3 separate regions of the Homo sapiens genome follow, and all the other regions are linked to region 2. A link is a loop called in an ENCODE intact Hi-C map of the cell type or tissue named here. Cell type or tissue: PC-9. All regions are shown on one strand. Region 1 overlaps CTPS1 (CTP synthase 1). Region 2 overlaps LOC105378676 (a long non-coding RNA gene). Region 3 has its middle 60 kb from the start of ZNF684.

Evidence for each region. Hi-C counts contacts between places; a loop is a spot of excess contacts. Peaks named below come from ENCODE experiments on the same cell type or tissue, not always from the same donor. Only the 100,000 strongest peaks of a DNase experiment are listed, where the experiment ranks them.
Region 1: it touches region 2 in a loop (10-fold over the local background); 12 of 110 quality-filtered maps call a loop at or near these places.
Region 3: it touches region 2 in a loop (16-fold over the local background); 21 of 110 quality-filtered maps call a loop at or near these places.

Annotation. Positions count from the first base shown.
Region 1 is chr1:40,999,835-41,007,834 of GRCh38, forward strand. It overlaps CTPS1 (CTP synthase 1), which reads left to right. Exons shown (of 19, transcript NM_001905.4): 10 at 1,195-1,283; 11 at 2,326-2,420; 12 at 3,280-3,342; 13 at 6,217-6,260; 14 at 7,615-7,711. Among named protein-coding and RNA genes, the nearest start is that of SLFNL1-AS1, 11 kb to the right of the region's middle. RefSeq lists enhancers at 4,157-4,306, 7,051-8,000 and a silencer at 7,189-7,389. In PC-9, a CTCF peak has its summit at 4,168; a DNase peak (open chromatin) is centred at 3,997.
Region 2 is chr1:40,845,264-40,853,263 of GRCh38, forward strand. LOC105378676 (a long non-coding RNA gene) reads right to left here. Exons shown (of 3, transcript XR_947239.2): 2 at 3,534-3,563; 3 at 2,834-2,917. Among named protein-coding and RNA genes, the nearest start is that of CITED4, 13 kb to the right of the region's middle. RefSeq lists an enhancer at 6,736-6,825. In PC-9, CTCF peaks have their summits at 3,465 (motif pointing right), 3,669, 4,916 (motif pointing left) and 5,115; a DNase peak (open chromatin) is centred at 3,458.
Region 3 is chr1:40,588,130-40,596,129 of GRCh38, forward strand. It overlaps the pseudogene GTF2F2P2. Among named protein-coding and RNA genes, the nearest start is that of ZNF684, 60 kb to the left of the region's middle. In PC-9, a CTCF peak has its summit at 4,247 (motif pointing right); a DNase peak (open chromatin) is centred at 4,202.

The DNA of each region.
Region 1 (8,000 bases), 150 kb after region 2:
ACCACTCAGCAATGAAAAGGAAGAAACCAGGCTGAACACTGACTGGCTCAAGCCCATAATCCCAACACTTAGGGAGGCTCTGCTGTGGGAGGATCGCCTAAGACCAGTAGTTCGAGAGCAGCCTGGTCAACATAGCGAGACCCCCGTCTCTGCAAAAAAAAGTTAAAAAAGAAAAGGAACAAACAACTGATAAACACAGCAACATGGATGAACTTCAAAAACACTAAGCAAAAGAAGCCAGACACAAAAGGTTATATACTATTTGGCTCCATTTATATGATGTTCTATAAGAGGCAAAACGAATCTGTGATGATAGAAATTGGATCTGAGGTTGTTTGGGGTAGGAGGTAGAGGGGCACATTCTGGGAAGATGGTAACTTATGTTTTGTTTTGTTTTGTTTTGTTTTGTTTTGTTTTGTTTTGTTTGAGATGGAGTCTCGCTCTGTCACCCAGGCTGGAGTGCAGTGGCATGATCCCAGTTCACTGCAACCTCTGCCTTCCAGGTTCAAGCAGTTCTCCTGCCTCAGCCTCTTGGGTAGCTGGGACTACAGGTGCATGCCACCACACCCAGCTATTTTTTTTTTTTTTTTGTATTTTTAGTAGAGATGGGGTTTCACCATGTTTGCCAGGCTAGTCTCGAACTCCTGACCTCAAGTGATCCACCCGCCTCGGCCTTCCAAAGTGCTGGGATTATAGGTGTGAGCCACCACGCCCGGCTCATTCTATATCTTGGTGTGTATGTTTGACAAAACTCTTCAAAGTATGCACTTAAAATGCTTGTATTTTATTGTATGTGAATTATGCTTCAATATGGTAGAAAGAAAAAGAAAAAACCCACAAAAGCTGGGCGGAAGATGGGCTGAGGAGGCTGTCATTGAACAGAAAGCCCTCTAGAGTCTGCTGCAGAGGCTTAGCTGAGACCCGATCCTGAACACAGTAGAGTGCAGAAAGAGAGAGATTTGGGAATTTAATGATTTTGAAGGAAACTGTTGTATTTTAAAACCTCATATTTAAAAAATGTTTAAGTTATTAAATATATTAAGTTGATCACTTTAAAGCCAGTATTAAGATGATCACTTTAAAGCCAGAATCAAGAAAGACAACTTTGATAAAATGATAATATTATTTAAAAATTAAGAACGCACAGCCTGGGGTCACGAGCCTGCTTTTCTCCCCTGTCTGAATAACATCCAGTACATAGATTCTGCGGACTTGGAGCCCATCACCTCGCAAGAAGAGCCCGTGCGCTACCACGAAGCTTGGCAGAAGCTCTGTAGTGCTCAGTGAGTAGAGTTCGCTGCCTTGGGTTTCCAGAGTTCTTTTGGTTTGTTTTAATGAAAAAGTCCTCTTGTTTTCATGTGCCAGTAGTAGGTAATTGACTTGTTAAAATATTTTTTAATTGTTGAAAAGACTACATGCCATCTGATTTAATCCTTAAAAAATGCAGCTTGTCAATATCATTGGATCTGAAAAGCTGCTCTGATTTTGATATTGTTTGCCATATGCATCTATTGATGAGGCTCATTTAAGGATTTTTCATCCAGAACATTTGATGAGTACCCATCAGTAGAGTCTCATCAGTTGTTTTGGCAGCTGTTATTTATAATAGTAAAACATTAGCAAGAATTTCTGGTTCACTAGAACAGTTGAATATTACGGAGGTGTACACCTTCTTCTGAGTGTCTTGGTCAGTACGGCACACAGAGCTGATGAAGAAAGGCCCCCTTAGGGGAGCATTTTAAGCCAAGAGGTAAGATAAATTGTTAATATTAATATATGTATTTAAAATTTTGGGCTGGGCACAGTGGCTCATGCCTGTAATCCTAAAACTTTGAGAGGCTGAGGTGGGAGGATTGCTTGAGCCCAAGAGTTCAAGACCAGCCCAGGCAACATAGGGAGACCCTGTTTCTACAACAAAAACAACAAAACCAGCTGGGTGTGGTCCCAGCTCCTTGGGAGATCAAGGCTGCAGTGAGCTGTGATCACACCACTGCACTCCAGCCTGGGTAACAGTGTGAGACCCTGTCTCAAGAAAAAAAAATTGTGAACAACTCAGTACCAAAGATAGTGCAGTGGCAGTATTACAATTATGTATACTATCTTTTTCACTTGCAATAAGCATGTTCTTAAGTTACTAAGAAAAGTCCATAGTTTCATATGCAGTTTCTAAGTTGATAGTGTTTACATACAATTCATTGTCACAGTAGCACAATGTATGGGGTTAATTCATGGCTTCAGTGTCTTGGTAATGGCCCGTTAGGCGATTATTGCAAGTTGGACTGGTAGAAAAGGGGAATTGCCTTTGTGGTTTGTTCTTTTGTGCAGTGGAGTGCTGGTTCCAGGAGGATTTGGTGTTCGAGGAACAGAAGGAAAAATCCAAGCAATTGCCTGGGCTCGGAATCAGAAAAAGCCTTTTTTGGGTAAGGAGCTCTGCAGTGCAGTCTTCACTTAAGAGTAGGAAAGAGTGGGGAACGGTGCCACGTGGGAGCCTATGAACAAAGTGGGGGGATTACTGAAACATGCTGTCTTTGTGGATAGGAGCTCAAGTAGAAGCCTTCATGTTTTCTCTTTAGAGACAAATTCAGTCTTGGAAAGCTTATTTATGCTTATGAGCTACATGTAGATGTCGTGGAATTTTGAGAGAATGAATTGTGAATTCCTGTCCATTTAATGAACCCAGCTGTTTGTAGCACACGTGAGGTTGAGTTTTATATCTGCTCACTTGGCACAACAGCTGACTGTAATTGGACAAAATGATTTTGCATGCCTCCTGGTGCTGTACATTTTAGTAATTTTCAACTTGAACAATTATAAATAAAAACTTAATGAGAGAGGGTAAGAAAACTTGAATTTTAAAGTACTGAGGCTAGGCACGGTGGTTCACACCTGTAAACCCAACACTTGTGGAGGCTGAGGCAGGAGGGTTGCTGGATCCCAGAAATTTGAGGCTGTAGTGAGCCAAGATCTCTCCACTGCACTCCAGAGTGGGCAACAGCAAGACCCTGTCTGGGGGGAAAAAAGTACTGAATAGAATATCACTTACTTCTAAAATCGGATAACTTTGCAAATCTAGAATTTTCATCTACTTTACATGCAGTTTTTGAAATCTAATACAAGTAAAGTGTAACAGCAGAGAGTACTTGTTCATAGCAGGAAGTTATGAGTTTGCAATTATAATTCTCCAAATAAAGGACACAAAGGCCATTGCAGAGGCTGCTGGGAAAAGTAGGAGCTGCCTTTTCAATGGAGTTTTGTTTGTTTTTTCCCCCCGACTGGAAGGCGTGTGCTTAGGGATGCAGTTGGCAGTGGTTGAATTCTCAAGAAACGTGCTGGGATGGCAAGGTAAGCGTGCATTAAGACACTCATTCAATTCCCGCTTGTGTATTTCTGGAGGATATGAGGCCTGTTGCCGCCTGGGTGATCAGGAGCTTTGGAGAAGGGCAGGCCTGGGTTCCTAGCACCTCATGGTGTGCCGTAAGGGAGCTGCCTTGCCTCTTGAGGAACAGCACGGCTCCTCCATGCAGGAAGGAGGGAGCACAGCCAGACTCCCTCCTTTGCCTTCTGCCTCTGTGTTCCTGTTCTTGAGATTCTGTCACTTTGATCACCGTGGCCACCATCCTGAAGCTGGTGCCTGGTGTGAAGTCCTTGTCCTAAGTGAGGCTTGGGCAGTTATTATGAGAACCTGGGCTCTGGAGCTATTGAAACTGGGCTCAGATTCCAACCTTACCGCTTATGGGTGATTTTAAGCAATTTACTTAGCCTTTATGGGCCTCCGTTTTTTCTGTAAAATGGGAGTAATAAAGGTACGTACTTCACATGATTAAGGGAGATAATGTATGTAAATAGTCTCTAGTAGTGCCTGGAAAATAGGGAAATGCTCAGATAATATCAGCTCTTCGCCTAGCTGTGTATTACTATGTGACAGACCTCCCTAAAGCTCAGTGGCTCCCAACAGCAGTGACTTCTCATCTCAGTATTCTGTGGTTTGGCTCAGTGCCTGGGTTTCAGCTGCACGTGGTGTACTATCTGAGATGGCACACTCCTGCCTTGTGTTCAGCTGTGAGCTCGGCCCAGCCGGGACGTCAAGATGCTGTCTCCACCTAGTGGCTCATCATTCATTAATCCAGCCCAAGCTTCCTCACACAGGGTGGGCAGCTGGACTCCAAAATGACAGGCCTGTTATGCAGGCACTTATCAGGCCTGCTGATGTCCCGTTGGCCAAAACAAGTCACGTGGCCAAGCCCCGAGCCGGCAGGGGAGGAGAACACACATGGGTGTGAAGACTGAGCATGCTGCACTGGGGCCACCCTGGAATGGTCCACCACAGCCCATTTATTCTCTGTAGCCCACCCGACAAATACTAGATTTTCAGAAAGACCTTGTAAATTCTGTGGAAAATAAAGTAACCTGAAGGAATGTAAAAGCAGTTTGACTTTATAAAGAACAAGTGACTCTGGTGGCCAGCATATGGTTTAGGGCTGGGTTTCATTCACCCTTTCCCTGAGAGGCTGCTTCACAGTGACCTGGCGGTGTGGCTTAGTTTGGTAGACAGCATGCCCTTGAGTGCTGGCTTCTGAGTCCTGAGAGGCACTGTCTTATCACCCGCCACCCCAGAGCTGGCTTTCTGGTCTCCCTGGATCCTTCACAGCCCCAGACCTCTGCCTCTCACTTAGGTTCCCAAATGGGTAGGTGCTTTGGTGATGAGCTTACACTTCAGTTGAGACTGGACCCTGGTTCAGGCCAGGAGGAGAACAGTGCCCAGCGTTCACATAGTACCAGGAACTTGGTCCTTTGCCTTTTGGTCTTTAGTGGTTTTGCTTTGGTTAGACGGTAAGTTCAATGAAGGTTAGAAAGGTTGAGTTGAAATCAGTTCATTTCTGACTGAGCTATTGAGTGAAACAGTTGAGTAGGGCTTTGTATTAGCTGCTGAAGATGAAAGAAGTATAGAAGAAATAGTACTTGTTTATCTCAGAGAGACAAGAGTCTGAAACATTAAGACAATATAAAAACTTGGCTGGGCATGGTGGTTCAGGCCTGTAATCCCAGCACTTTGGGAGGCTGAGTTGGGTTAATCACTTGAGGCCAGGAGGTCGAGACCAGCCTGGCCAACATGGAAAAACCCCATCTCTACTAAAAATACAAAAAATAACCAGGTGTGGTGGTGTGCGCCTGTAATCCCAGCTACTTGGGAGGCCAAGACATGAGAATCACTTGAATTCTGGAGGTGTAGGTTGCAGTGAGCCAAGATTGTGCCACTGCACTCCATTCTGGGTGACATAGTGAGACTCTTGTCTTAAAACACAAACAAACAATATAAGAACTGTCACAGGCGGGGCGCAGTGGCTCACGCCTGTAATCCCAGCACTTTGGGAGGCCGAGGCAGGCAGATCACCTGAGGTCAGGAGTTCGAGACCAGCCTGACCAACATGGAGAAACCCCGTCTCTACTAAAAATACAAAGTTAGCTGGGCATGGTGGTGTATACCTGTAATCCCAGCTACTCGGGAGGCTGAGACAGGAGAATCGCTTGAGACCTGGAGGTGGAGGTTTTGGTGCCGAGATCACGCCATTGCACTCCAGCCTGCCCACACTTGTTGCCCACAAGTGTGAAATTCTGTCTCAAAAAAAAAAAACTGTCAAAGATACAGTATCTAATTAAAAATTACTAGGTTATGCCATTAGTTTTGATTTTCCCATTTTGTACTGATTGACTTTCCAGAGAGTTATACTTAACGTAAAAAAATTCACGTGTGTGTGGGTTGAGTATTTTATGTCTTAAAAATGCTATTTATTGCCGGTCTGGTGGCTTGCACCTGTAATCCCAGTACTTTGGGATGCCAAAGCAGGAGGATTGCTTGAGCCCAGGTGTTTGAGACTAGCCTGGCAATATAGCCTTTGTCTCTCCAAAAAATGAAAAAAAATTAGCTGGATGTGGTAGTGTGCCCCTGTAGTTTGACCTTCTTGGGAGGCTGAGGCTGGCGGATTGCTTGAACCTGGGAGTTCAAGGCTGCAGTGAGCTATGATCGCACCACTGCACTCCAGCCTGGACAACAGTGAGATCTCGTCTGGGGATGAGGTCAGGGGGATGCTATCTTTAGTTTTTGTTCTAATCACTGATCTTAAACTGAGGAGGGAAGTTGTGTTTAGAGCTTAGCAATGAAACTATTAATCACTTTCGTTTGTAACTATTTTCATAACAAGTATTTTGGTATTTCAGATGCCAATTCTACAGAGTTTGACCCTACGACCAGTCATCCCGTGGTGAGTCAAGTGTTTGAACCTCCACAGGGCTTAGAAGGGTGTAGAAGGGGCATTTATGAACGTGATTGATGATTAGAGACAAGAAGTGAGACTGCTTGAGTCCATCCCAAAGAACCCTGAGGTTTTGGGCACTCAGACCTACCAGAGAGGAAAAACTTTTCTTTTTCATTATGTAATTCCTCCCTAATCTTTCATTGACCACAGAAAGTTTTTAAGACAGGTACCAGCCCAGGAAACTGGAGGGGATTCCTGATTAAAATTCTTCTCCATCCCTACTCCCCTCAACTCCCAGAACACAGTATAGATACTAATATGAGACCCTGGCATGTGTACTTACTGTGTGCCAGCCGCTGCTCTCACTGCTTTCATATGTATATTTTATATTAATTCATGGGATCCCCAGCCATAGTCCTGGGAGAACTGCTGGGTTGGAGCACTGGTTGGCTTAACCGTATCCAAAGATTTTCCAGGCTGGCGTACCTTGCGTTAGATTTCATGCCGAGGGCATGTGGCATTCTCAGCCCGCTGTACTGTTAGGCACATGGAGGAGGGACGATGCCTTTAATCACCTTTGAATTCCCAGCCCAGGGTGACAGGGATGTAAAGGGAAGGGCACTTATTTACGTTTTTCAGCAGTCAGCAAATGTGAATGCGTACTATATGCTGGGACTGCCCTTGTCACTGAGGACACCGTGCTAAATGAGACGGACAAAGTTCTTGATCTCACGGCACTTAGACAGCATCACTGTGTTTGTTGACCTGAAATTGAACTTTGCTGATACTAAGGCCTCAGGAGTGGACCAGCAAATGTTTTGCAGCATGGGGCTTTGGGGTCAGGAGGAACAGGGCACAGAGAGCCTGGAATCAGAAGGTGCCTGGGAACGCTGGGCTGAGAGGTGGACTGGGCCATCAGTGCATGGCCCACCCAGTCCTCAGATGCTTGCTAAGCTGCAGGGTGCTAGCCCTGCATCCCTTGCCTTTGAGCAGTCATCAGGCTAGCTGGGGCGATGACAGACATGTTATGACACATCCAGTCCGTGTCTGTGCTACTGTATCAGTCTTTCTAAGGAAGTGATGCTTACCGTCCACAGTGCTGGGGCGGGACTAGCCTGAGGAGGGGCTGCTGTGGTCCTGTCTGCAGATCAGGAGGACAGGCTGAAGGACGGAGCCTCCACCCAACCGAGGTTACAAATGCCAACTGGGAGGCATTTTCTTCTGTGACAAAATGTCTCATAAGGAAAGCCTGGAGAATTAGAGCTTACTTACAAGCCTTTGCCACCCACTCAGCGAGGGAGGTTTCTCTCTAGCGGAAGCAGAGTTCTGTAGTTGGTGTCTGTTTTCTGAACATCTCCAGGTCGTAGACATGCCAGAACACAACCCAGGGCAGATGGGCGGAACCATGAGGCTGGGCAAGAGGAGAACCCTGTTCCAGACCAAGAACTCAGTCATGAGTAAGAGCTGCCTCACGCTGGCCCAGCCTTTGGCTCTGCGTGCCCAGGACGCGTGTCTTAGGGTGATGCTGTGGCTTCGAGGAGCAGGCTGGCTTTTTTTGGTTTCGTTCTTGCTTTTGAAGTTCATTCTTTCCTCTCTTATTCATACCCTTTTAGGATGCACTGTGATAGCCATAGAAGCAGTGTGGGTCTTAGAAAGGACACTGGCAGTGCAGTCAGACTCCTAGGCATGGGCGCCTCAACAGAATGAGGCAGTGAGGTTACATTCATCCTTATCGGTTACTTTCCT
Region 2 (8,000 bases):
GAGTGCAGAGTGCAGTGGCCACTGCACTGGGCCATATTTCACGTACTTTTGACAGCTCCAATTGTTAAAACAGTTTCGTTTTCCCTCTGAGAAGCTGAGAGGCACATCTTCCCCTACCACCCACCTCTGTGTATAGCAGGACCGTGATAGCTGCTACCACGGTGTGTTGGTCTGTGTGGGATGGCATAGCAAATATCATGGACTGGAAGGTCTAAACAACAGAAGTGCATGATCACACAGTCAAAGTTCTGGAGGCTGGAAATTCAAGACCAAGTTATCAGCAGGGTTGGTTTCATTCTGAGGCCTCTCTCCTATGATTGTAGAGGCTGCCTTCTTCTGGTATCTTTGCATGATTATCTCTTGTTCTCTATGTACACAGGTCTGAGGTCTCTCTCTGTGTCCTAATAATCTCCTCTTCCTCTTCCTCCTCCTCCTCCTCCTCTTCTTCTTTGTGTTCCTAGTTTTCTTTTTCTTTTCTTTTTTCAAGTTTTATTTTAGGTTTGGGGACACATGTGCTGGTTTGTTACTAAGGTATATTGCATGATGTGCATGATGCTGAGGTTTGGGATACGACAGAACCTATCACCCAGGTAGGGAGCACAGTACCCAACAGGTCATTTTTCAACCCTTGATCCCCTCCCTCCCTCTCCCTTCTTGTGGTCTGCAGTGTCAATTGTTGCCATCTTTATGTCCATGTGTAACTAATGTTTAGTTCCCATTTATAAGTGAGAACATGCAGTATTTGGCTTTCTGTTTCTGCATTAGTTTGCTTAGGATAATAACCTCCAGCTGCTCAAGTTGCTGCAAAGGACATGATTTCCTTCTTTTTATGGCTGCATAGTATTCCATGGTATATACGCACCACATTTTCTTTATCCAGTCCACCATTGATGGATACCTAGGTTGATTCCATGTCTTTGCTATTGTGAAGAGTGCTACAATGAACATACAGTTGCATGTGTTTTTTTGGTAGAATGATTTATTTTCCTTTGGGTATATATCTAGTCATGAGATTGCTGAGTGGAATGGTAGTTTTATATTTAGTTCTCTGAGAACTCTCCAAATTGCTTAACTAATTTACATTCTCACCAAGAATGTATAATCATTCCCTTTCCTCTGTAACCCCGCCAACATCTGTTATTTTTTGACTTTTTAATAATAGCCATTCTGACTAGTGTGAGATGATATCTCATTGTAGTTTACGTTTGCATTTCTCTGATGATTAGTGATGATTGATGCTGAACATTTTTTCATGTTTTTTGGCCACTTGTATATCTTCTTTTGAGAATTGTCTGTTCCTATCCTTTGCTCACTTTTTAATGGGGTTGGTTTTTGCTTGTTGATGTATTTATCGCCTCTTCTTATAAGGATACCAGTAATATTGGATTAGAGCTCACCCTAAAAAACCCATTTTAACTTGATTACCTCTTTAAAGGCCCTATCTCCAAATGCAGTCACATTTTGAGGAACTGAGGGTTAGAACTTCAGCATATGAATTTTGGAGGGATGCAATTCAGCCAATGACACCTGCAACAGGGATTTCACCCACCAACCTGACGCATTTTCTGCTGTAAATGCACAGGATCTGAGAATCACTCGGGTTTGCCCCATCCCAACTGGCAGAGCTGAACAGAGCTATAGACATCATGGAACCAAGTGATTTGAAAACCCTTTTTTGAAGGCCCAGGAACCTTTGCTACAGCATAACCTATTTGGAATCCTAATATACAAAATATAATCAGTGCAATAAAAAATGGGAACCTCCCAGAGGTGGCCTCAATTCTCCCCTTACATACACATTGAGCATGTGCCTAGCATTTTGCTGCAGGCAAAATAGATCTGTCTCTGTGATGTATCCTTTATGTAACTATTGTAGTCGATTGTATTCTTTGTCTGAAAGTCTTCCTTCCTTCCTTGCCATTGCCATGGTTACCCTTGCATGGTGTGTACTTGCCTATCTGTCTTACAGCAGGTTTCCTGGAAACCAATTCCGAGACAGAGAGTGGTGTGCAGAAGGTTTTTAGGGGAGTGTGCTCAGGAGATTCATCTATAAGGAAGGTAGGAGGTAGGATTAGACAGAAGGAGAGGTTGATCTACTATGCGATAGCAACTGAGGTAGCTGCTGATCCTCAGGAGCCCTAGAGCTCATCTATCCCCGAAGAGTTGTGCTAAACTGAAGGAAGAAGGCAGGCCTTTGTTTTCCTTCAAAGGAAACCATCAGCCAATCATTAGCCAATCATGGCCATGACTGTGGGTGAGGCAGTTCCCTGTGGCCAAGGGCAATTCCCAATGAGTGACACAGTTGTGAGCCAGCAGAAGATTCCCAGCAGGCTCTGAAGGGTGGATCTGGGTGGAACCCCATAGCATCCACTCTACCAACCCCCTGACTTTGGGCTTGGCCATGGGATTTATTTTGGCCAATCGAAGGCAGGTAGGAAGGACAGTATGCTTTTTTTCAAGCGGAAGCCATACAGTCATGGCAAAGTTCTTCCACCTCGAGAGCCTCGGATAGCCGTTGTTTCTTCATCCTGGGTCCGGATGCAGGCATGTGGAGCAGACCTGACCTAGACTGAATTCAAGAGTCCAGCCTGGCCCAGCCAGCATCAGCTGAACTGCAGTTGACTTGGAGACTTAGGAGTGTGAAATAATCATTGATTTTGTAGGACACTGAGATTGGGGGTTTGTTTTCTTCATGGCATTATCACGGCAAGACCTGGTTAAGACAGCTAGTAAGGTGGATTTTACTGGAAGCAATGTCATAGAAGACTTACATTATACATCACAGAGGATTTTAAAAATCCTCCTTCAACATCTTTGTTTTTGTCCCAAATGGCTTCTCTGGGCATGAGGCATATCCTCTTCTCTTTCTTTTTTTCCCAAACAGGCTCTAAAATGAGTGGGAGATGTGAAGGATTTCCTGGAAGAGGTGGGAAGACTGCTGTCAAACAGATACCCTGGCAGAAGGATCTGAGGCCTGAGACCCAAGCTGCCCCGCCTGCCCAGAACTCGGATGGGGTCTGCCCTTACTTCCCACTCGCCCCTGCCAGACTTCCCCTAAATCCTCTCCTGGACCCCACAATCTTGCTCCTTCCCCTGGTGTGACTTCAGCTCCTGGAGGACAAGAAACACATCTGTGGCCAGTTCACGGTGGCCCACACCTTTAAACCTCAACACTTTGGGAGGCCAAGGAGGGTGAATCACTTGATACCAGGAGTTCAAGGTTGTAGTGAGCTATGATCGCGCCACTGCACTCCAGCCTAGGTGACAGAGTGAGACCCTGTCTCTAAAAAAGAAAAGATATGCATCTGCTGGGGTCATCACTCTCCCCAAAGCAAGGCTGGGCACACAGGTGATTCGTATATGCTGGCTGGAAGGGAGGGAAGCAGAGCCACCTGGGATTGATCATCTCCCAGTGAGAATACACCCAGTCCCTGTTGTGTGTCCCCACGGCCACAAGGCGTCAGTAAAGACCTTGGCTTGGAGTTGTCTGGAGCCAGGAAAACAGACTGGACTTTGAGGGCAGGACACCTCACCTGAAGGTGCTTTAGTTAGGTTCAGCACATCTGAAAGAGAGAGAGAGAAATAGGGGTGGTAGAACTGAGCAGTTGACAGAAGGGGACTCCAGGACTTGTCTCAGAGAGTAAGGGGCTGTGTTCTCTGCCCTTCATTCACTTATTCTACAATTGTTTGTTCATTTCTAGTACATGCCAAGCACTATTTTAGGTGCCAAGGTCCTAGCAGCTCACTCACAAAGTCCCTGCTCACATAGAGTAGATAGTAGATTACTGTCTAGACAGAAAACAAACAAAAAAAACACGATAATTTCATGGGGTGATAAGTGCCGTGAAGAAAATAAAATGGAAATGGAATAGTGACTGTGTTGCAGGGGGCGTCTTTCAGAGAGATGGTCAGGGAAGCTCAAGGGGAATCCAAAGCCTTCATAAAAAGTCAGAGCTGCCAAGGCTCCCAAGGGACCACTGGTCCCATAGCCTCATTTTGCAGCTGGGAAAACTGAGGCCTAGTAAGCCAAGGCAGAGCCCAGAGCTGAGCCCGAGTCTCTCGACCTCCAGATGGCTGGATGGCTTCCTCCTCTCCTCCCCTCACATCCTTAACCTCCCCCATGTCATCTTAGGGGGAAGGAGCAGATACAGGGGTGCTCTCAGAACGTGGGCATTAAACAGGGACCAGGGGAGTGAAGGGCAGCAAACAATACGAAACCACACAACAATGGGAAAGAAGTTCCACGAAGTTCAGATTTTTCCCATGCTGCAATTCTGAGCCTTTTTTTTTTTTTCAAAAATATTATGCATCAAATTCTTCTTCTGAAGTTTGGTTTTGGTGCCTCTGCTTTGCCTGTTTGAGGGGTATGACTGTGGAGAGTCATATGGGAGCCTTGGTTCCCTCACCTGCAAAATCCGAACCCAACTTTCCTGACTCCAGCAGTACTGTTGTGTGCAGCCTTTGTAAAGACCACAGGCACCCCCTCCCCATGGCTGTGCGGGTCTGGTCCCTTCCCTCTGCTTCTGAGCCCATCCCCGCTTGCCCACCCCAGCCCTGAGTCTGTCCACAGGAACATCCGACACAAGCGCACTTTGTTACAGACTCACTGTGACACCATGAGGTGGTTTTGGGTTTGTTCTCATGCCCGATTTGCCAACCAGGAAGCAGGCTTGCATGTGTGAGAGGGCTTGCTGAAGGTTGCACAGCCAGTAAGTGACAGAGCCAGGACTTGAACAGAAAGTTCCATTCAGTTTTCTCTACTCAAGGCTTCCATCCAAAATGACAACAACAGCAACAACCACCACCCAACGCTTTGGTGTTTGGGGATCTAAGCTTCATTTCTCTGAAAATGCACTGATGTGCAATGTGGATTTCGTGTTGGTCGAGGTGTCCAGGTGGTGTCACTTGGTGTGGTGCTGCCACCTGCCGAGAAAAGATGGGTGTTGCATCCCATCTCAAGCAGGCGCCGTCCAGGCCGAACCCAACTGTAGAGGCCTTTTCAATGCTTTTAAGTCCACTAAAAAGCGCAGCAAAGAAGCCCCAGACATGGGTCACTTGACCCATGGAAACACTGAGGTCCAAAAAGATCCTTTAAACAATTCATCTACCTTTGTTGACCTGACTTCCTCTTTTCCCATTTCCCACTGACCATGGCATCCTGTCTCCTGCCTCTCCACTCCCCTGGAATTGCTCTGGCAAAGTCATTTTGACTTTCTGATTGCCCAATTGAACAGCCTCTTTTTAGTCCTCACTTTACCTGACTTTTCAGCAGCATTAGGAACCCCTGACCACGCCCTCCTTTGGGAAACATCTCCCTGGGCTTTCAGGACACCTTTCTGCTGTTTCTCTCCCACTTCCCCAGCTGCTAATTCTCGGCCTCTATCCAAGGTTCTGTCCTTGGCCACATTCTTTTATCACTGGGCATCATCATTCCCAAGGCAACAATGGATGTGCTAATACCCCCCCAAACAAAGTTACTGTCAGTCCAGACCTAATTCCTGAGCTCCAGACCCATTTATCTGGCCCTCTTCCTCCTAGATGTCCACCTTGGATGGCCTGATGTGTCCATCCTAATCTATCCTGCTCCCTACAGCCTGCTCTTCCTGCTAGGATTCACCTCATGGAAGAGTCACTCTGTGCCCCAAGCCACACCCCTGGGAATCATTTTCCACTCCTTTCCTGTAGCCTCCACATCAGTGGGTCATTATCGTGACTGCAGGATCCATTCCCATCTTCTTCCCAGTAGCAGAACCTCTGAATTCTGCTTACACATATGGCCACCCAGAATAAAGACTACATTTCTGAGCCTCTTTTGTAGTTAGGGGCAGAAAACTTCCAGAAAGTTCACGACTCCTCTTTTCTCTTTTTTTCTGGCTGGAATGTTGATATGGTAGCTCGAGCAGCCTTTTTGGATCATGAGGTCTAACCCACAAATGACAAAGCAACAAGGTGGTGGGGCCTAGATGCTGACACTATGGATAACTACACCCATTCTGGACTACCTACCTGGTTCTTTTTATTTAAGCTACTGTTTTTCTGTCACTCAAAGCCACGTGCATAATCCTAAGTAATCGAGATAGAGTCATTCATTCTTCAAAAGAATATTCATGTATGCTAGACATTGCATTTCATGCTTTCTCAGCGCTCTCCATTTCTCCCACCTGCCCCTCTCAAATCCATTCTACTCACCACAGCCAGAGTGACCTTTCCAAAACACAAACCCAACTGTTTCCACTCGGCTCATGTCGTCTGTGACTCCCCATTACTAACAGAATCAAGTTCAAGCTCCTCAGCCTGCCACTAAGGGTCACCCCTCTTTGACCCTTGCCTACTCCGAGCACAACCCTTCCCCCGCTGACCATGCACCCTACACACTAACCACCCCGGACTTGTTGCCTTTCCTAGTAAAGTCTTATTCATTCATGTCACTCGGCATTTGCACACATTGTCACCTCCCTTGGAATTTCCTTCTTTCACGTGCTCATGTTCAAATTCTACCCCATCCTTCCCACTGTGTAAGTACCTAGTATGTGTTATGAACTGTGGTCAGTGTTTTCACAGCAGCAACTCATGGGTAAGGCCCCTTACTATCCTCATTTTACAGACAAGGAAACTGAGACTCAAAGAAGGGAAGTGAGTTGCCACAGATGAGTATTCATAGTGATGACTGCTACCAGGTCTACTAAATCTAAACAGTTCTTTTTTTTTTTCTTTGAGACAGAGTCTCGCTGTGTCACCCAGGTTGGAGTGCAGTGGTGCGATCTCGGCTCACTGCAACCTCTGCCTCCCGGGTTCAAGTGATTCTCGAGCCTCAGCCTCCCGAGTAACTGGGACTACGTGCCACCATTCCGGCTAATTTTTGTATTTCTAGTAGAGACAGGGTTTCACCATGTTGGCCAGGCTGGCCTCGAACTCCTGACCTTAGGTGATCTGCCTTCCTCGGCCTCCCAAAGTGCTGGGATTACAGGCGTGAGCCACTGTGCCCAGGCAACAATTCTCTTTATGTAGGACTCAGGCCTCTGATATCTTCCCCATCTGTACCAAGTACTCTGGGGCATAGGAGACTTGAGTTCTAATCTCAACTGAGCCACTTATTACTGTCACTTGGCTGTGGTGGAGGCTGCTGGTTGTCTACCAAAATCCATTTCCCCTCTTCCAGAGTAATTAAGTTACTGATGAACACATTGTCGCCAGCTAGAAACCGTATTTCCCAGCCTTCCTTACTGCAAAGTGTGCTCATGTAATTAAATTCTTGTCAAGAAAATCTGAAAAGTGACATGAGTCACTGGGCCTTAGAACACCAGGTGTGCTCACCTCCTCAGTCTCACCTTCCTGAGAGCCAGACACAAAGATGTCCATGACCCAGATTCCGCTCTGCAGAAAAAGATAGAAAAGGAAAGAAAGCCAACTTGGACTTTGAGGAGACATCTTGGCCCACGAGGTTGGAGTCATGAAAAGCAGAGCAACAGGAAGCAAGCAATCTGGGTCTGAATGACGGAGTGGAATCAGAAAGAAGTCTTTTCTGCTCTGCAAGCCACTTTAACATCTTTCTGGGCCAGGTACGGTGGCTCATGCCTGTAATCCCAGCACTTTGGGAGGCCCAGGCAGGGGGATCATTTGAGCCCAAGAGTTTGAGATCGGGCTGGGTAACATAGTGAGACTCCATCTTTACAAAAATTAAAAAATTAGCTGGATGGCGTGGCGTGCGCCTGTAGTCCCAGCTACTTGGGAACAGGAGGATTGCTTGAGCCCAAGGAATTCAAGGCTGCAGTGAGCTGTGATTGTGCCACTGCACTCCAGAGTGAGGCTCTGTCTCAAACAAAACAAAATGAAATCCACTTTTCTTGTTCTCTTTGTTGTAGCAGCTAACACTTAAATATTTCTTACTATGTGCGAGGCACCATCCCAATTATGTTAAATATTTTAACTCAATAAATTACTAGCTGTGTGGAAGCAGGCAAGTCATTTCGTCTCTGTAAGCCACAGTTCCCTCATCTCTC
Region 3 (8,000 bases), 260 kb before region 2:
CCTATTCCCAGACAGACTTTAAGGGTGTAGCTCCCGGTGATCCTTACTGAGCTTTTTGTATTTTAGTCTCTTCACCATCCAGAATTTTGATTCCAAGTTCCTTCATCCAAACATGAAGAAGTACCCTGGTTTATTTCAAAGACTCTCAGTGGACGCAAAAATAAATAAGCACTAAATACATTTTTATAGTATAAGTAGAGGAAAATGGCACATAGAAGATAGTTGTGGTGGTACCAGGTAGCTGGTACTCTCTCCCAGTCTTTCGTTCACCCTTTCCACCAGTTCTGAATATAATTTTTTAGCACCTCTATATATGTGTGATGCAGAACCAAGCTTTGGTTGATTTATTCATTTTGTTCTAGTTAAATGAATTGCAACCTTCCAACCTGAAAGTCCTTAGAGTCAATTACTCACTTGCTCTTAACATTTCTAGAGCTACTCAATAATTACATACAATTTTATCTGTCAACTAAAAAAATTTCCAGAGCTTCACTTACCAATTCAAATTGACCTAAAACCAACCATGAATTGTCCTTAACAGTCTAATTGGATGGATATATTTAGTAAATATTCCTTCATTGAAAGCCATTTGCACATTTAAGAAACACTCACTGAGTGCCCATCCTGTGCCAGGCAATCTGTTGCATAAAGCATAAAGGCTGGCCTGTTCATTCCTTCACCATGTGCTCGTCTGTGTAGACTGGAAATGCCCGTCCTCTGTGTGATTTAGCCAAGGTTGGCAAATACCACATCTGTCACTCAGACCATTTTGAAATTTTAATAAGAGTTTTTGAGAACCTGTCTCAAAAACAAATAAATAAATAAAACTCATGTTTATTGTTTCTGTGCTATTCAGAACCTTTGGAATAAAGCTGGCCTTTTCATCTTGATAACATTCTCTCCTAAAAACTCTGGTGTCCACTTAAATGAATACTATGTTTTCTTCTTTTTTTTGAGACGGAGTCTCGCTCTGTCGCCAGGCCAGAGTGCGGTGGCACAATCTCGGCTCCCTGCAACCTCTGCCTCCTGGATTCAAGCAGTTCTCCTGCCTCAGCCTCCCATGTACTGGGACTACAGGCACGCACCACCACACCCAGCTAATTTTTGTATTTTTAGTACAGACGGGGTTTCACCATGTTGGCTGGGATGGTCTCGATCTCTTGACCTCATGATCTGCCCACCTCGGCCTCCCAAAGTGCTGGGATTACAGGCATGAGCCACCGCACCCGGCCTATTTTGTTTATACTATACCTGGTAGAAACCTTAAGTGTCTCCTTATTCACCACTTTAAGTCGTAAGCCTCTGCCTAATTTTCTAGGCCATTCATACTTGATCCTGTTACTGAATGCCCTTCCATTAACTCTGAGCTCCAATTTCTCATAGAAGATGAATGGAGGGAATTATGCTCTAAGTGATTTCACCGATATCCTCAATCATAATAATTCTTTTTTTTCTTTTTTCTTTTTTTTTTTTTGAGACAGGGTCTTGCTCTGTCACCCAGCCTGAAATGCAGTGGCATGATCATAGCTCACTGCAGCCTCAGATTCCTGGGCTCAAGCAATCCTCCCGCCTCAGCCTCCTGTGTATCTGGGACTACAGGCAAGTGCCACCATGCCCAGCTACTTTTAAAATTATTTTGTAGAGACAAGATCTCACTATGTTGCCTCGGCTGGTCTCAAACTCCCAGCCTCAAGCAATCATCTCACCTTGGCCTCCCAAAGTGCTGGTGTTACAGGCATGAGTCACTGAGCCTGGCCTCTCACCTTAGAGAGTACTGAAACCACCCAAGAATTCCACATTTCATTAATTAGCCTGCTGCCTGCTTTCCAAGACAATTTGAAAGACCAGGCCTTGGTATCTGACATTTCAGAGTCTAGATTCAAGTCATCTCTCTGCCCGCTTAGTAGCTGGATAACCTCAGACAAGTTATTTAACTTCTCTCTGCCTCACTTCTTTCTTTTATTTATTTATTTCTTTTTTTTTTTTTTTTGAGATGGAGTCTTGATCTGTTGCCCAGGCTGGAGTGCAGTGGCGTGATCTCGGCTCACTGCAACCTCTGCCTCCCAGGTTCAAGCGATTCTCCTGCCTCAGCCTCCTGAGTAGCTGGGATTACAGGCGCGCACCACCACACCGGCTAATTTTTTTGTATTTTAGTAGAGACGGGGTTTCACCATGTTGGTCAGGCTGGTCTCAAACTCCTGACCTCGTGATCCGCCTGCCTCGGCCCCCCAAAGTGCTGGAATTATGGGCGTGAGCCACCGCGCCCAGCCCCCTCACTTCTTTATCTGAAGAATGAGCTCAAAATGTTGTTTAATTTACACGTTGTGAGGATCAAATGAGTTAACACCAACACAGTGTTACCTCATGCCTAAGAAGCACTCAATCAGGCTGGGCGCAGTGGCTCACGCCTGTAATCCCAGCACTTTGGGAGGCAGAGGTGGGCAGATCACCTAAGGTCAGGAGTTTGAGACCAGCCTGACCAACATGGTGAAACCCTGTCTATACTAAAAATACAAAAATTAGCCAGATGTGGTGGGTGTCTGTAATCCCAGCTACTCGGGAGGCTGCGGCAGGAGAATTGCTTGAACCCGGGAGGCAGAGGTTGCAGTGAGCCGATATCGTGCCACGGCATTCTAGCCTGGGTGACAGAGGGAGACTCCACCTCAAAAAAGAAAAAAAAGCACTCAATCAGTCGTTGTTAGCAATTATGACAATTTTCTCCCCCTTTCTGTAAACCAGCTGCAGCTTACCCCACTCTTTTCATAACTTTGCCTCATATTTTATTGAGAGAATAAGAAAACCACAAAGGAAAGCCAGGAAGCTCCCTTCTTCCTCCCACCACATCTACCTCTGTGCCTGCATCTGTACTAATATTGTTTCTTTCCTCTGCCCATTAAAAATGTCCTTGCAGGCCAGGTGCGGTGGCTCACACCTGTAATCCCAGCACTTTGGGAGGTCGAGGTGGGCAGATCACTTGAGGTCAGGAGTTCGAGACCAGCCTGGCCAACATGGGGAAACCCCATCTCTACTAAAAATACAAAAATTAGCCGGGTATGGTGGCATGTGTCTGTATTCCCAGTTACTTGGGAGGCTGAGGCAGGAGAATTGCTTGAACCCGGGAGGCGGAGGTTTCAGTGAGCCAAGATTGCACCACTGCACTCCAGCCTGGGCGACACAGCGAGACTCCGTCTCAGAAAAAAAAAAAAAATAATAAGTCCTTGCTGACTCAATCTGTGCTCAGGATCCCACCCTGTTTACCTTGAAGGATTTCCTCAACTTCACCTTCTTTCCAGTATTGTTGATATCCCCCTCTGACAGCATGCAGACACCTTTTAAAACAAGAGGGAAAAACCGAACCCTTCCTCAACCCTGTACCCCTGGACAGCCTTTGAAAGATGGGATGGGGCCGGGCATGGTGGCTCACGTCTATAATCCCAGCACTTTGGGAGGCCTAGGAGGGCGGATCACGAGGTCAGGAGATCGAGACCATCCTGGCTAACACGGTGAAACCCCATCTCTACTAAAAATACAAAAAATTAGCCGGGTGTGGTGGTGGGCACCTGTAGTCCCAGCTGCTCGGGAGGCTGAGGCAGGAGAATGGTGTGAACCCGGGAGGCAGAGCTTGCAGTAAGCCGAGATCGCACCACTGCACTCCAGCCTGGGCGACAGAGTGAGACTGTCACAAAAAAAAAAAAAAAAAAAAGAAAGAAAGATGGGATGGGAGAGCAGAAGAGGGTCTCCACGTTTCCCTCATGGGGCTGGCTACTAAAAGGAATATTATCTGATAAATGATGGCAAGTCCCAAACATAGCCCCTACCTTATAGCAAGCACATAAATATTAGCCATTCTTCTCGTCGCTGTTGCTATTATTATTTTAAGTGTTCATTTCAGTGCTTGCTGCCACAGAGTGGAATCTCTTACAAAGATATTTTAGGCACCAATTAGGGTTCCAAATTTAAGAGACAATTCACAGAACTCACTTGAAGTAAGGAAAGGATTGCGAATATTGCCTGTTCCCACTTGATCAGCCAGACGCTGTCTTCCTCTGCCTGCCAGCTGGCAAGTTTTAATTTGCTTGCTCTTTTAGTTTTTTTTTTTTTTCATTAATATGTCTGCATATAAAAGTGAGGCAGGAGACTGGCAGGACTTGTTTTCTGGTCACAACCCTGATGAGCAAAACAGGATCTGGCCGACAGGATAAAGTGAAGAAACCACTGAAACCAGCAGATGGAGACAAAAGCCATCCCTAGCTGTCCTCGTTACTCATTAGCATAAGACATTCCCACCAGTGCCACGACAGTTTACAAATGCTATGGCAATGACCCAAAAGTTAGTACCTGTTTCCTAGAAAGTTCTAAATAACGCACCCCTCAATTTGCATTAACCCACCCCTGAATTTGTGTGTAATTGAAAGTAGGTATAAGTAGGTATAAACAGAATTGCCAAAAGTCCATAGGTTGCTGGTTCTGGGTGCACTGCTTGTGAGTTAGCCTTGCTCCTTGTGATGGTTACTAATAAGTGTCAGCTTGATTGGATTGAAGGATGCAAAGTATTGTTTCTGGGTGTTTCTAGTGTTGCAGAAGAGATTAACATTTGAATCAGTGGACTGGGAGAGGAAGACCCACCCTCAGGAAGACCCACCCACATTGTGAGTCTTGGCACCATCCAATTGGCTGCCAGTGAGGCTAGAAAAGAGCAGGCAGAAGAAGATGGAAGAAGCTGACTTGCTGAGTCTTCTGGCCTTCATCTTTCTCCCATGCTGGATGCTTCCTGCCCTCGAACATCAGACTCCAAGTTCTTCAGCTTTTGGACTCTTGGACTTACACCAGTGGTTTGCCAGGGACATTTAGGCCTTCAGCCACAGACTGAAGGCTGCACTCTCGGCTTCCCTAATTTTGAGGTTTTGGGACTTGGACTGAGCCACTAGTGGCTTCCTTGCTCCTCAACTTGCAGATGGTCTATTGTGGGACTTCATTTTGTGGGACTTCACTTTGTGATCGTGTGAGGCAATTGTCCTTAATAAAGTCCCTTTCATATATACATCTACGCTATTAGTTCTGTCCCTCTAGAGAACTCTGACTAATACACTCCTTGAGGAGCAGAACCGTTCAATAAACGATTGCTGTGTAACACCACTGGCTGGCCCTTGAATTCTTTCCTAGGCAAAGCCAAGAACTCACCTGGGCTAAGTCCCAATTTTGGGGCCCCTCTGTCCTGCACAAAAGGGCCACATGTTTCAAACATTTCAAAAACACATTATTCTTCAGTTGTTTTAGAATGTGTGGTGTGGTCAAAGACAGGCAGTTATCAGAAAATATTTTCTCATTTTATATCTCTTTTATTTCCCTGGTTCATAATGTAAAAGTGAATACTTAAAAAAAGATACGTAGCCCTGTAACTCCTACCCCTTACCAAAAATAGCCCAGCCTCACATAAGTTTAGTGTCAGCAGATGACTATGCTCCTGCTATCTCCTGCTGCATGACCAAGGGTCCTCTTGCTCACTCTTGGCTGCTGCCGGATAATGTCAGTCTCTGCCTTCAGCTCCATGTGCTTTTGTGGGGACCACTGACATTTCAAACACCCGTCTCATTCAAGATTTCCTTGAGGCACACACAGGTTGCATTGTGATGCCAACCACATCCTTTATGTTGTAACACTGGTGTTTCTCGAAGGCAGCAAATAGCAAGGATAAAACGTGGTCTTTATCAGCCTGCACCCTCTTTCCCTCTTCTTTCTTTTTCTTCTCATATGCAATATTACACTGATGATTAGCAACAGGTTTATAACCAGCTGTGACAACCTTGTCCGGTTTCTGCAGGGTTTTGGCAGGTTTGGCAGATTCCTGTGTTTGCATTCTCTTCAGTCTCATGTAGTTTTAATTTGCAGCTGGTTGGCATTCCTCTCACTGTACCACTGTTCCTTCCAGTGAGAGCTTACTCGGTGCACGCTTAGTCAACACTGTGAGCATCTGCCCTCTGAGCCCTTGCACAAGAAACTGAGGCACCCTAGGTGTGCTGATGGGTGGGTTGTCCACCAATATTGTGAATGTTTTTAAGTTCCTCATTCAAAGTAAATGACAGCTCAGACTTTCTCTGATTCTTGGCAGTCTGCAGCTTCCCTACTTCACTACTTCCAGAAGCTTCAGACCACTCATGACAGGTATTTGGGAACCTCCACTAGCCACAACAGCTGCTCTGTTGGATTGCTTCCAAGTCGAGTTGCATGCTCTGGGTCTTGGGTCTGCTGCCTCCAGGCACCATGTACACCTGAGCTGAAGGTGCAAAGGGTAGGTGAGTTAGGGTTGAAGCAGAAGCAAGACACCAAAACCCGCGTGTTTCAGCTGCCATGAAAGTGTAAACCACATGCTGACTTCAGAAATGTTAAAAACTAGAGTCTTAGAATCTAGAGGATACTGTACAACAATCGTCAGTTAATTCATAAGGAAAAATTGGAAGCATCTTTAAAAATCGGGAGGTTAATAAAGAAGTATGGTACCTCTTTAAAAGAAGTACTGCACCAATTAAAAAGAATACAGTAGCTCGTATCTAATAACATGAAAAAATTTCTAAGACATAGACATCTCTCTCAGGCTTTTACTCAGTTGTGCCTTTTGCAGAGAGGCCGCCCTGGACTGCCCTGTTTCTCCCTGTCCTTCCCCGGCGTTTTCTCCTGAGTACCAGTCAACATGAATATACTAGATACTCCACTGGGTGACTCACGCCTGTAACCCCAGGCTTTGGAAGGCCAAGGAGGGAGATTACTGGAGCCCAGGAGTTCAAGACTGCAGTAAGCCACGATTGTGCCACTGCACTCCAGACTGGGTGACAGAGCTAGACCTGTCTAAAATATAATAAAATAATTTTAAATCTAGATACATATTTACACACACACACTAGATACTATTCATATTTATTTATTCATTTATTATTCTGTCTTTCCCACTAGTAAGCAGCATGAGGGTAGTTTGTGGCAGTTATTCACAAGGTGTTTAATAATTTTGTTTTTTGAATGCGCAAAAGGTCTTATTTGATGGATTTGTTTGCTGTGAATAAATCTAGCAGAGGAGGTGCTCCTGGAGAAGGAGGATTGGGCCAGGGGCCTCCTGGGCCCTGCCAGGTCCTCCTGGTACTTCGTCTGACCTGGTACCCCACTCCTCTGGTGCTCCGTGCCCTAATGACATGGTAAGAATGGCCTCCACACAAAGTGAGAGGTGCAGAGGTCCTGGGGATAGGGATTCATCCTCCCACCCGGCCTGGGCCGCCACCAGACCGGGCATAAGGGGAGGTGGACAGTCGCCGAGCCCTGGGTGCCTTGGCTTGACCCCAACTGTGGGCAGGGACCCAGGAGAAGGTGAGAAATTTCTTTCTTTTTTATTCTTTTTTTTTTTTTTAAGAGACATGATCTCGCTTTGTTGCCCAGGCTGGCCTTGAACTCCTGGGCTCAAGTAATCCTCCTGCCTCGACCTCTGGAATGGCTACAGTCAAGGGCTACAGTCAAGGGCCACCATGCTCAGCAGAAATTGTATGCTAAAATAACCTCTCAGGTGCCGTCTCGTGCCTCAGGCAAAGTGAGCAAACCCTGTGCAGGGTGAGCATAATCTGACGAAATGAAGCTGGGGAGGGGAGACTCTCCATCAGGCTGGGGCTCCCCAGAGCAGGCCGGAAGCTGTGTGGGATGAGGTCTCCCAGTGAGAGAGGTCACCGCCAAGCAAAGGTCCTCCTTGCAAGTCAGAACAGACCTTGTGCTGCCACCTTGAGGGACTGTCTTGATTGGGTTACATTAGAGCCATCCTGAGAATTCAGACACCTTGATTTGATTATGGGGGTTTCCCAAACCTCTTAAAGCAGGGGTCCCCAACCCCCGGGCAGCAGACCGGTACTGAACCATGGCCTGTTAGGAAACGGCCCCACAGCAGGAGGTGAGCTGTGGACGAGCATTACTGCCGGAGCTCCACCTCCTGTCAGATTACCCGTGGTATTAGATTCTCATAGGAGTAG